Regions from separate parts of the Mus musculus genome. Here region 2 is linked to region 1. Evidence: chromatin contacts called from ENCODE POLR2A ChIA-PET data. All regions are on one chromosome and are shown on one strand. The core of a region is the stretch at or near the end of the contact, and the rest is flanking DNA. Distances in the headings are between cores, read along the strand shown. Region 1 has its middle 19 kb from the start of Fos. Region 2 overlaps Jdp2 (Jun dimerization protein 2).

The links. ChIA-PET counts read pairs that join two places held with the same protein, here RNA polymerase II (POLR2A).
Region 2: POLR2A ChIA-PET joins it to region 1 with 10 read pairs in embryonic stem cell. The contact joins two enhancer-like sites. POLR2A ChIA-PET finds 5 or more read pairs at or near these places in 3 of 5 experiments (Patski and embryonic stem cell).

The regions. Positions count from the first base shown.
Region 1 is chr12:85,489,805-85,495,892 of GRCm38, reverse strand. No RefSeq gene overlaps it. Among named protein-coding and RNA genes, the nearest start is that of Fos, 19 kb to the right of the region's middle. Within about 2 kb of position 3,637, at least 1 of the 3 ENCODE cell types and tissues checked has a DNase peak (open chromatin) inside an H3K27ac peak, as active enhancers do.
Region 2 is chr12:85,614,505-85,620,592 of GRCm38, reverse strand. The region is part of intron 2 of Jdp2 (Jun dimerization protein 2); the gene reads right to left. Among named protein-coding and RNA genes, the nearest start is that of Jdp2, 18 kb to the right of the region's middle. Within about 2 kb of position 2,995, at least 1 of the 3 ENCODE cell types and tissues checked has a DNase peak (open chromatin) inside an H3K27ac peak, as active enhancers do.

The DNA of each region.
Region 1 (6,088 bases), core at 2,388-4,887:
AAGCAAACAAACAAACTTTGCCAGGCGGTGGTGGTGGTGGCATACGCCTTTAATCCCAGCACTTGGGAGGCAGATGCAGGTGGATTTCTGAGTTTGAGGCCAGCCTGGTCTACAAAGTGAGTTCCAGAACAGCCAGGGCTATACTGGGAAACCCTGTCTCAAAAGAACAAAAAGAAAAATCTTTAGCATAGGGCTGGCAAGATGGCTCAGTAGGTACATTTGTTAAACAAGCCCTGTGGCCTGCTTTCCATGTCTGGATGCATGTATAGAGGGGAGAAGAGAACCTACTCCACAAATGTCCCCACAGGCATGCATACCCATACACTAATAACAACAGTAGTAATGATAATAATGAATTTTAAGAAAAAACCTATTTCATGTGTAGTATTAACATTTTCCTCTTTATAGCAATGCAGACATAGACTATAAATTCAACGGTCAAATGCTTTTTAACAAGAGTGAAAGAACAGTCTTACGTTGCCCTCACTGGGGAGAGAATCCTCTAGGTTCTGCTATGCCGAAAATATAGAAATTGGGTCAATAACTCAACCCTGTGCTCTCAGAATTCCGTAAGGAGTTAATATGCTTTTTTAAAAAAATTCTATCTTTTAAAAGTGAAAGTCTTTCTAACAATTGACTCTAGCAAGACGGGATATCCACAGGCAAAAAGACAAGGCTGGCCCTTTCTCTAACACTATTCTAGAGTTAGTTCAAAATGGAGTTCTGAATGCAACACAGTGGAAACGTGTTTATCATTGGGAGGCCCTGGATTCAAGTCCCAGTACCAAAAGTTTTTTTAAAAAAAAATCACAAAAGAACAAAGACTTAAGCTTGAGACCTAAAACTATATTAGAAGCAAACATAAGGCAAAAGTTGGCATTGGGCCCCGCACGGTGGTACACGCCTTTAGTCCCCAGCACCCAGGAAGCAGCTTTGTGAGTTCAAGGCCAGCCTGGTCTACATAGTGAGTTCCAGGCCAGTCAAGGCTACAAAGAGAGACCTACATAGAATTAACCTAGGATATAGTGTTAGAGGAAGGTCCAACTTTGTTTCTGTCTTAAAAACAAAAAGACAGGGTCTGGAGAGATGGCTCAGTGGTTAAGAGCACTGACTGCTCTTCCAGTGGTCCTGAGTTCAATTCCCAGCAACCACATGGTGGCTCACAACCATCTGTAATGGGATCCAATGCCCTCTTCTGGTGTGTCTGAAGACAGCGACAGTGTACTCACATACATTAAATGATTAAGTAAATATTTTTTAAAAAACAAAACAAAAAGCAAAAAGACATTCTTAGGATGCGTGTGTTGCTCACTGGTAGAATGTTTGCCAGGTACATGCAAGGTCCTGGGTTTGAGCCCCATCATTAAAGAAGGGGAAAATTGTCAACAAAATAAGATAATAACAAACAGAATGAGAGAAAATATTTGAAAATCACATATGTATCTGTCAAAGGATTAATATCCAAAATATATAAAGAACTAATTAAAAATAAAGAACCAGCCAGGTGGTGGTGGTGCATACCCGTGGAACAAGTGGACCATGTCACCAGACAGAAGAACCGGTAAGGTTAAGACAGCCTAAACCTGGGACATCTCAGAATTAAGAACAGTAGGCGTGAGGGCAGCTCCCTCCCTGCCAGATCTGGAACCTGCCAGATCTGGAACCTGATCTGGAACACATAACCACGACACCCTACTGAGAGGACCATAACACCCTAGCATGCAAACCTGGGGTTCTCCATGCTAGTGAGGTGTCTAGCTCAACCCTGAGTGTTTAGCCAATGAGCTTCCCTTCCTGGCCATCCCTTCCTGCAAACATCTTTCATCCCTGGTTCACCCCAAGTAAGATGCATGCATTCACACTCACCATCAAATAAGACAGTCTGGGCAAGCAAAGACTGTCTCCTTCACCAGGGACCGCCACTGGGGGCAGGGGAGGAAGGCCTTCATCACAAATAGCTACACCTAAATCTCCCAGAGAAGGCCTTCTCTCTCCTAGCCCTTCTGTACTCTCCGCAATCACTCAGAACCAACCAGAATTCAGCCCTAATCCCAGGCTCCAGGCTCAGCCATCCCCTTCCTGCCCATCGGGCAGGGAAAGCGCAAACCCTCAGACCCTCATTTCCAACTCTCCTCTGTCCCCAGAGGAGACACAGGACGCCAGGAACCACAACCCTGACCCAGCTGTCTCTTTCTCATCCGGTGAAGCCTCCCCTGAACAGAGCCCGCAGCGCTCCAGCACCCCAGAGACAAAGCAGATGCGCAGCCCGACACACACACTCGATTCCAGCACTTGGGAGGCAGAAGCAAGAGAATCTCTGAATCCAAGGGCAGCCTGCTCTACAGAGTGAGTTCCATGATAGCCTAGGCTACACAGAGAAACCTTGTCTCAAAACCCAGGGAAAGGAGGGGGCGGGGAGAGAGAGAGAGAGAGAGAGAGAGAGAGAGAGAGAGAGAGAGAGAGAGCCAAAACCCATAAATCCAGTTCAAAAATTAGGGGGTGGAGAGAAGCAAAGAAGGCTAGGGGTGTAATTCAACAATTACACTTGCCGAGCTTGTGCAAGACTCTGAGTTTTAATGTTCAGCCCCACAAAAGCAAAACAAAAGAAAGGAAAAACACCCCCAAAACACTAATAAACAATGAAAAAAAGTGCAAAGAACTGAATGGAGAAGTCTCCAATGAAAGCTCATGAAAAAGAGCTCAAGGTCACCACTAGGCACCAAGGCCACCTTAACCCATCAAAATGTTCTTGACAAGTTTACTGAGGCCCTAAAGAGGGGACCCTGCAGCAGCTCTGGAAAGCTGTGTGGCCATTCCTCAGAAAAACATAAAAACAATATGTGATGCAGAAATTCTACTTTTTACTTTTTTGTTTTGTTTTTCGAGACAGGGTTTCTCTGTGTAGCCCTGGCTGGCTGTCCTGGAATTTACTTTGTAGACCAGGCTGGCCTGGAACTCAGAAATCCGCCTGCCTCTGCCTCCCGAGTGCTGGGATTAAAGGCATGCACCACCACTGCCCAGCTTAGAGATTCTACTTCTGAACATATACTCAAACGATCTGAGGCAGATCACCTGGCAACGTATCTATCTGCACCCGGGTTAAATATCAACAACATTCACAAAGGGGGAAAAAAAAAAAAGAAGCAACCCGGAGTGTCCATCAACAATAGAAATAAGATGGTGAATACTATTTGTGTGGCTTACCATGACTTTTTAATTGGGGGGGGGGGGGTGTGAAGGGGACAACTACAGAAACGAGGAAGTCATAACGCATTCCTGACTTGAAAATTTTCCAACCTTAAAAGGGAGTACGCAGCGCAAAACAGCAGAGCCTGCTGGAAAAAAAAGGCTCCGTAGCTGAGGGTAGCGTCCAGCCCCAGGATCCTTCTGTTCCAGCAATTCCTCTCCTGAAGTCAGAGGTCCTCAACAGGGTGAGTGAGTTCCTCACAGTGAATGTGCTTGCTCCTCAGCCTTTAGCAAAAGAGCCCCCACACACACACACACTCCCACCCTCCCCCCAACCCCCAGCCCACAAGAATTTTGTCCTTGTCATATCCCAAAATTACCAGAAGGGGGCGCAGCGACTCAATATTAAGGTGGAAATCACAGCACCGCAGCGTAAGCAGCGGGAGAAAGACCTGGAACTGGTTAAGTAGAGCCCACAGCTCCCTGCTCCAATCAGCTCCTTAGTCAGTCAGTCATCCGTCAAGTTAGAATCGAAGCGTTTCCGCAGAAGGGTAGGGGGCATTTTACAGGTCTCAAATGAACTGGTTTGTTCTCCTTCCTTAAACGCCCACTGGGAGCCTGCAACACACCAACAGTGAACAAAAACAGATCCCACCCTCAGCCCCAAAACACACACACACACACACACACACACACACACCATGCTTAGCACCTGAAGACGATGTTAAACAACACTTCAGTGCGCCTCGGTTTTGCCTGTGTCCCATCTTGGGGTCAGATGCAGAATTCTGCATTGAGGCCTCGATGTTTTGGTGGTTTGGGGGGGGGGGGGTGATGGGTTTTTGTTTCTTTTGTTTTTTCTTACCTAACTCAGGCTAGTTTCAAACTTATCTTGTAGTTTGAAGGAGCCTTGAACTTGTGATCCTCTTCCTGCCTCCACCTCTCCAGTTCTGGGATTTCAGACATGTGTCTGTGCCAACAGACCTGCTTGTGTACAGAGTTCGGTTCAAGCCCCCCATCACTAGAAGAAAAAGCCAAGCTAAAGCCAAAAAGAAAGAAAGAAAGAAAAAAAGAAAGAAAGAAAGAAAGAAAGAAAGAAAGAAAGAAAGAAAGAAAGAAAGAGGGAGGGAGGGAGGGAGGGAGGGAGGGACAGAGGGAGAGAGAGAGAGAGAGAGAGAGAGAGAGAGAGAGAGAGAGAGAGAGAGAGAGAGAGAGAAAGGCAGGCAGACACATCACTCTGGGCTGAGGTGGTACACACCATTAATCCCAGCACTCAGGAGGCAGAGGCAGGGAGATATCTGAGTTCCAGACCAGCCTGGTCTACAGACTGAGCTCTAGGACAGCCAAGGCTACAACAGAGAAACCCAATTTCAAAAAACAAAACAAAACACTCAAGTAGTCATTGGAAAGTTAGAGTGAAAACTGTTGACAAAGAATTACAATCATTTTTAACTTTCTGTATATATTCACTATCTGAATTTTCAAAGGGTGTGGTTTTTTTTTTTTTTTTTTTTTTTTGGAAAGAAAGGGCAAGGCAAATTATGCTGTCCTCTATCTTAAAAAAAAAAATCTGCTCTGCTTGATAACATTTTAAAATATCTTCTAAGCATTGCGTGCTCACCAGAAACAACCAAAAAACCAGCCATGAAGAACAGACCAGTGAAGAGAAGAAAAAGACCAGCATTTCCCCTCCAGTGCACAACCAGTATCTGCACCCTCACGGCCTTGAAAGCTGGCTGTGTTGGTTTGTTCGTTTTGATTTTGTGGGGCTTGCTTGCTTGCTTGTCTCCTTCCCACAAAGCTGCTTTGGGGCTTGCTGAAGCCATCCAGCGTCCACCCTGTAGCTGTCACTAGAAATTGGAAGGAGATTTCCAGGTTCCTCTGTGCTCCCCAAACAGCAGCTCCAAAGACGAGTTTGCTTAGCCTCAAACTGTGTCTGGGATCCCCAAAGAATAGCTTGCTTAACGGGAGACCCCTGGCCTTTTTCGGGTTTACCAGACACCCCAGTGTGTTACAGGGGGCAAGAGCTGTCAAGAGTGGGGGGGGTCCATTTTATGATTCCCGATTCATTGTAATTGCAACACTCTAGCACTATATGGTTTTGCAACCGGCTTCCTTCTTCAGAAAGAACTGACAGAAAGACCCAGTCATTTGCATAGCCCAGTTAGTACTTTTCCGTGCATGTAGCTGAAGGGAATTGAGCTGAATGTGGCTCCCACAACTCTCCTTCCCCCACCTCTCTTATAATAGCTGGCAATCAATCCCTGGGTGCCCTCAGTGAAGGCTTGGAATGGCAGCTCTGGGGAGCTGTGCGGGCAGGTTCCTAGCTTACTAGGCCCAAGAGTCCCCCTCCTGGGCCAAGATGTCCCTGGGCCATTCCCACACACAGGCAACAACAATAAGGCTGCCAAGGCCCACCCAGCACACACCCTTAGATGCCGAAGCCCCCCTCCCTCCATGGAAGGAGGGTAGAAGAACCTATGGGTCTTGGCACCCAGCCTCACTAGGTCCACACCCTCAGTTTAGCCCTGCAGCTGAATAGTTCCTAGAGCGAAGAGGCTCACACCTCGTGAGGCCCCATCATTTCTGGTTACTTGAGAAATGACAAATGCTCATGGCCCAGCCCAGTCTTCCCTCACTTCTTCCCACCCCCCAAAAGCTGCTGAGCCTGTCTCATTCTGAGTCCATGAGTCCTGTCTTCCTTAAAACTTGTAGGATTTTTGGAACCCTGTTCATCTTTACAGGGCTTCCCCCTCATTCCTAATGATAATGCCTGACTTTATGCTCCTGAGTCTTTGGAGGCAGATATAATTAGGCCTACCTCACACAGGAGAAACCGATGAGTCTAGGACTTGGAGAGACCTGCTGAAGGTCAACAACTATGGACAGACCGGAGATAACC
Region 2 (6,088 bases), core at 1,746-4,245, 130 kb before region 1:
AGGCCTGTGCCACTACATCTGGCTTTTAAATTGGTGCCGGAGATCGGATTCAGGTCTCCATGCTTATGCAACAAGCACTCTATTGATTGAACTATCTCCCCAGTTCCAAAAATGGATTCTCTGAACAATGGTGTGTGGTGTGAAATGTCTGGAAGCCACTGGCCTACAAACTGAGGGATAAACTCTCACGCACTGACTCCCTATACCATTCGAGGGAGGCTCAGGCACTGCATAGAATATTTATGAACAGGGAGGCTCAGAAAGCCTGAGTTGGCCAAAGTCGCCCTTTTCAAGTGCCAACCCATTAAAGCCTTTGGAAGTCATTTGTCTTTCACTGTGAAGGTGAAAAACAAGGTCCCGAGCTTAATTATTCTCCACCAAGGCAGTTCCGTTTCATCTGTATGCAGGCCGTGCAGCCAAACCACAGATTTCAGCCAATTTCTCTCAGGCGCAAGAAATAGATCACTGACAAATCACTCAGCAGAACGGCCACCTCTCCATCGAGGGAACTGAACGCTGGCTAATAAAAAATTCTGCACGTGACAAGGTCAAATGAGGTCACAGTCAGGGATGCCTGGCCTGGAGGACAGAAGGATTATACCATTAGAGTGACAGTTCAGATGGGCAAGGAAGGGCCTGGGTACTAACACAGATGAAGTATGGCAGACAACTGTCCCTGCCAGAGGGATGGAGTGACTCCTCCCTAGTCCTAGAACAGTTAAGAACTCAAGGGCAGCCACAGCAAATGCAGGCTCCTTGGACATGGGAACAGTTTATCTGATTGTCCCTCTTATAACAACCAAAGGAGCCAGCTTAATGAATTGGGTAAAGTCCTCAGGGTGTGGACGCTGCTGATGTCAGGCCAGAGATCTCAGGACATGGAAATAAGTGGTTTGGAACTGCTGAGTCAGACCAACCTCTGGTTGGACAGATCCAGGTCGCGCATGCTTTACTAAGTGCCCGAGGGCAGGCGGATCCTTGCAAGAAGCTGGAAGTAAATTAGAAGAAAAATGTGGTTTTAGATTCTTGTCAGTCATTTCTCAGATAGGAACTTGCCAGGCAGGGCTGGAAGACAAATTCACCTAACAGCATCCAAATCCTGATGGCTTATTGCCTGAAGGAGCCCTGGACCCCACCCTTTGCAAAGTCAGCTTGGAAGGAACCCAGGATGGCACTTCAAGCCTACTCCTGGCTGCCAGCACACTGGCCTGTGGACCACGCAGTGATGAGCAGCAGTACCAACCAATGGATTCCAGGACGGTTTTAGCAACAAAGGCCCTTTGTCTGTTTGACACCCCAAAAGCTAAATCTAGAAAACGGCAGAATTTCATTCAAGGGCCCCTAACTGTATCAATCCTCGTAATCAGTGGGAATGGCAAGGGATGCTTTGATTGATACAAAGTATCAAACTCAGAGTTAGCTGAGGAAGTGGTAAGGGTTGGACTCTGAACTTACACCAGCAGATCAGTGGGCTGGGAGCTAGGGAGCTAAGCAGATGGGTGGACAGATAACAAAACAAAACAACAACAACAAAAAGCGATGCCCGCCTGCCTCTCTGGGTATTCATCCGCTAAAGACAAGTCTGAGGAAGGCTTATTCTGAAATGTATGCAAAGCAGAACGCCCTGGCACCAGAAATCCTTAGGTTAGGTAACTGTATAGACAGATCTGAATACCAAAAGACAGCTTTCTTTTAAGTAGGATAAAGTCATGCTTACAAGTGAGGCTCTGGCTGGTGGCTTGGTCTTTTTGAGTCTCCATCCTCTGACAACGGATGGTCCTCTCACCTCCCTCACACTGAGGTTGGAGCAGATGAATGCTGACGTCTGCAAAAGCAGCTTACTGACCATCAAGGGCAATATTCAGGAAGCCTCCTGCCCTACACACAGAGACCCGGCTGCTTTCTACCGTGATGAGGGTTTCAACCAATAGACACCAGTTGGGAGCACCTGTCAGTCCCACTCAGACTGCATGAATCAGAACTAGGGATCCAGCTATGTAGCCAGAGTTAGCAGCAGTCACCCAGCATACCCCACTTCCTGGAATTCTGCACAAACTCCTGTCAATGCTGGCTGTTCTCAGACAGCCATTAGCAACAGAAAGGGAGGAGGGAATATTGACCTTCACCAGCCCTGGGCTTTTTTTGACTGCTGTTGGCGCCAAAGGAGGATTTATTTAATTATCCTATTATTTATTTGATTGTCTTTATCTATCTATCTACCTATCTACCTATCTACCTATCTATCTATCTATCTATCTATCTATCTATCTATCTATCTAATCTATCTAATCTATCTAATCTATCTAATCTATCTAATCTATCTACCTATTTATTATGTGCACGGATGTTTTGCCTGCATGCACCGTGTGTGTGCCTGTTGGATCCCCTGGAACAGGGACTAGGAACGACTGTGAGCCACCATGTAGATGCTGGGAATCGAACTTGGGCCCTCTGCAAAACAAGCACCACTTAGCTCTCCCCAGCCCCAGCGGAGGATTTAACAGCCATGGCTGTGGATTCCCAAACACTGCTGCATGCTGGGAGAACTGTTATATGACACCTCCGCAGAACCCTGTGAGACAGACACCGTGCTTTCCAATTTGTATTATTGAGATAAAGTTCACATATAGAACTAATGCACCAAGCGATGTGATTAGTAGCTCTCGTCAGCCTGAGTTGTGTAACTTGCATAACCATAGCCAACTTTATACATTTTTACATTTTTATACATTTTATACTCCCTTCCTGTGACGCCCCAAAGCCCCAGCCCTGCCACAGCTCCTCCCCATTCCTCCTGCCTCCCTAAGGTGACCAGGAGAACAGTTCTAGGTCTACTTGACTATTCTGAGCAGCACACATCACGGGACATTTGATTCTGTGTGACTGGCTGCTTCTCCTCAGTACACCGATGTACAGGCCCTCAGCCTTTTTGTGGTCCAACGGCATTTTGCTACATGGTACGGTTTGCTCAAGAGTGTGCATGCGTGTGAGGAGGCACAAAGTGGACGTTAGACGTCTTCTGAATCGCTCTCCACTCCTTTCATTGAGGCCGAGTCTCCCACTGAACACAGAGCTCACCGACTCTGGATAGTCTAGCTAGCTCCTTGGCTCTGATGATCTCAGGTCTGCCTCCCCAGTGCTGGGATTACAAGCAGCCTCCACCCTGCCTGGGAATTCTGCTTTACCTACCTAGTGGTTCCCCCAGCCCCACGTGGTTTCTTTTCTAATGAGTAGGACCTCCGGTCTTCTGGTAACTGTTATCAGTCTGTTAGAAAGTACTAGACTGTTCTCTAAAAAGGAGGCACCATTTATACTCCCAATAGAAGCCTCTGATGGCCATTGCTCTGCATCCTTGTAATATCTTTTAAATGACAGCCACTTCATGATGACTGGGTGTGATGTGACAGGTCACTTGTTCACAGGTTCAGTTGTCAAGCATCTTCATGGATTGATTAGCCATTTAATTTTTTCTTTGACTAATATCACATGTGTTCTTTCACATGCAAAAAAAATCTCAATTTAAACATAAATATGATATAAAAGGTAAAGGGGTCTGGACAGAGGGGAAAGGACGGAGCCACCAGAAGGGAACAGCACAAGGTGACCATAGGGATGTGAGCGAAGAAAATGATACGGATGTGGGCAGATGTCATAATGAAACCAATTGTTCCTATGTTCCAGTTCAAACGGTTTTAAAAATCGAAAATAAAAATGTTCTTGGAAGAAACATACATTGAGGTCCCTGTTCATTTCTTTAAACTGGGTTGCTTCTTTGTAATACTGAGGTGTAAGTGTGTGTGCCCACATGCTCATGTGTGTATGTGCCTGTGTGTAGGGGAGCATGTGTGTGTGTGTGTGTGTGTGTGTTTGTGTCTAAGAAACTACTAACTAGTCCAAGGACATAAAAATGTGTATCCTGCTTCTTCTAATGATATAATTATCATTTCCTTTTAGAAAAAAATCTTGTTGGTATTTAAGTGTAAAATGAGTCCAGGCTGGTGAATAAGACAGACTTATAACCGGAGACCCCAGTCACTGTGACAAATGTACTTGGGCTGTCATCTCCTCCTTAGCGCCAGCAGCACCAATCAGATCCTGGTCGCTTTTCCCTCTCTTGTTGACAATTTGTTTCTCACCACATTCTTCATTTTCACCTCTAAGGGTGTCTCATGACCTCACTAGAGCTCAGCCCCTTGAGCAGCAGCAGCAGCAGCAGCAACGTGGGCTTCGCTGCACCGTTGCCACAGAACTAGGTTCTTCACTGAGGTTGGGTGGCAGGCAGGGAAGAAGGCTGTAGAGGTCCTACCACCCACAGCAAGCCCACACCCTGGGCTCAATAAGGCGGGACACTGACGCTGCAGAGAACAGCAGCTATCCAGGGCAGCTAAACCCACTCCGGGTGCCCACAGAGCCCCATCTTAATCCATCCACACAGCTTTCCAGGGATTTCCGCTCCAACCTGAAGCCAAGTTGCTCTGTGGGAGCTGTGAGGGGAGAGAGCCTTGAGTGGCTCCATGCTGTCCAGCCTGATGAATTTTACCTGGGAAATAAGTCAGTTTCCCAGCCTAGCATCCATGTTGCCATGGATATGGGGACAGCGAAAGGGATGAAGGCCACTTTACAAGGCTGCTTTAAAACAAAACAAAACAAAAAACAGTGGCCAGTAGGCATCCAGCAGTGACCTGAACACCACAGGAAGAAAGATGAGAGGACACACAGGTGGCAAAGGGCTAGAGCACCTCTTCACCCACAGTGCCTGAAGATGACAGACTCCAGCTGCATCTTTAGGGCAGGAACAGCCAGAAACAGGAAGGTCTGCTGCTTCCCTGCGGCTCAGGTCACAAGCTCCACACATCATGAGACCAGCACCGCCAGGACAGTTGAGTCAGAGCAAACGCATTCATTCCCAGGAGAGGTCACCCCCCCAGCACAGTGCATTCTGCGGTCAAGGCCGTCTTTGTATAGTGTCTCACTTAACCTTCGTATTAGTATTTCTGAGACTGTTTCCTCAATCTACCTACCGCTCAACTTGCCCAAAGTAACACTGGAAAGGAGTGGCATTCCATTTTAAACCCAGACGCATAAACTCAAGTCAAGTGTTCTTCCCAGATCCCAGGAGTAGCCCCTGTGGTTAGGAAGCCAGGAGAGTGTCTGCTCCCTTGACTCCTGGGCACCTCCAAACATTCAGGCTGTTCAGGACTTTCAGGGACAAAGGACTTTCGAGGAAATGAGAGTCCATGAGACAAACTTAATCAATAAATGAACTTGCACAATCAACACTCGGCTGCGTGTCTTCTATTGTATGCCAGGCATCCTGGGAAATCGTTACCTACATTAATTCACTGGATCATATAAACCCTAAGAGAATGACGTAACCATGACCCTCTTAAGGCGTGAAGAAACCACACAAACCACCACCACAAACTTTTCAAAAGCATCTGACTTTTTTCCAAGAAAATTCAGATTCGTCCACATCTTCCATCATCTCTCCAAAGGACTGTGTGTCAGGACAGCAGCTATGACCAGTGTGTTTGTACTAAGGGCTGAACCCAGGACCCTGAGCAGCCTACCACTGAGGTACCCTCGATCCCCAACACCATTTTCAGGAAAAACAAAAACAAAAACTCCACGAGCCTTGTACATGCTCAGGGTTTCATATCAGCTTAGACTCAGGACCACAGAGGCCAACTAATTTAATTGCTTAAAAACAAAATTTAATTGCTTAAAAACAAAATTTCTGGGGCTGTGGGGATACAGCTCTGTCACTAAAGTGCCTGCTTGTCACGAGGACCTGAGACTGACCCCCATAGCATACCCAAAAAGTTGTGCACACCGGCGCATGCTCGTAATTCCAGTGTCAGGAGGAGAAGGAAGATCCGTGAGCTCACTGGTCAGCCAACCTAGCCGCAGTTGAGGCTACAGCTCAACAAGAAACTTGGTCTCAAAAACCAACATGGCTCAGGACTAAGGAAACATGACATCTGAGGGTATCCCCTGGCCTCTGCACACTCACACTTGCGCACGTGTACCTGCTTACATACAAGCACACACGTACATACCCACATTTTAAATAGTCAACTACTTCTGA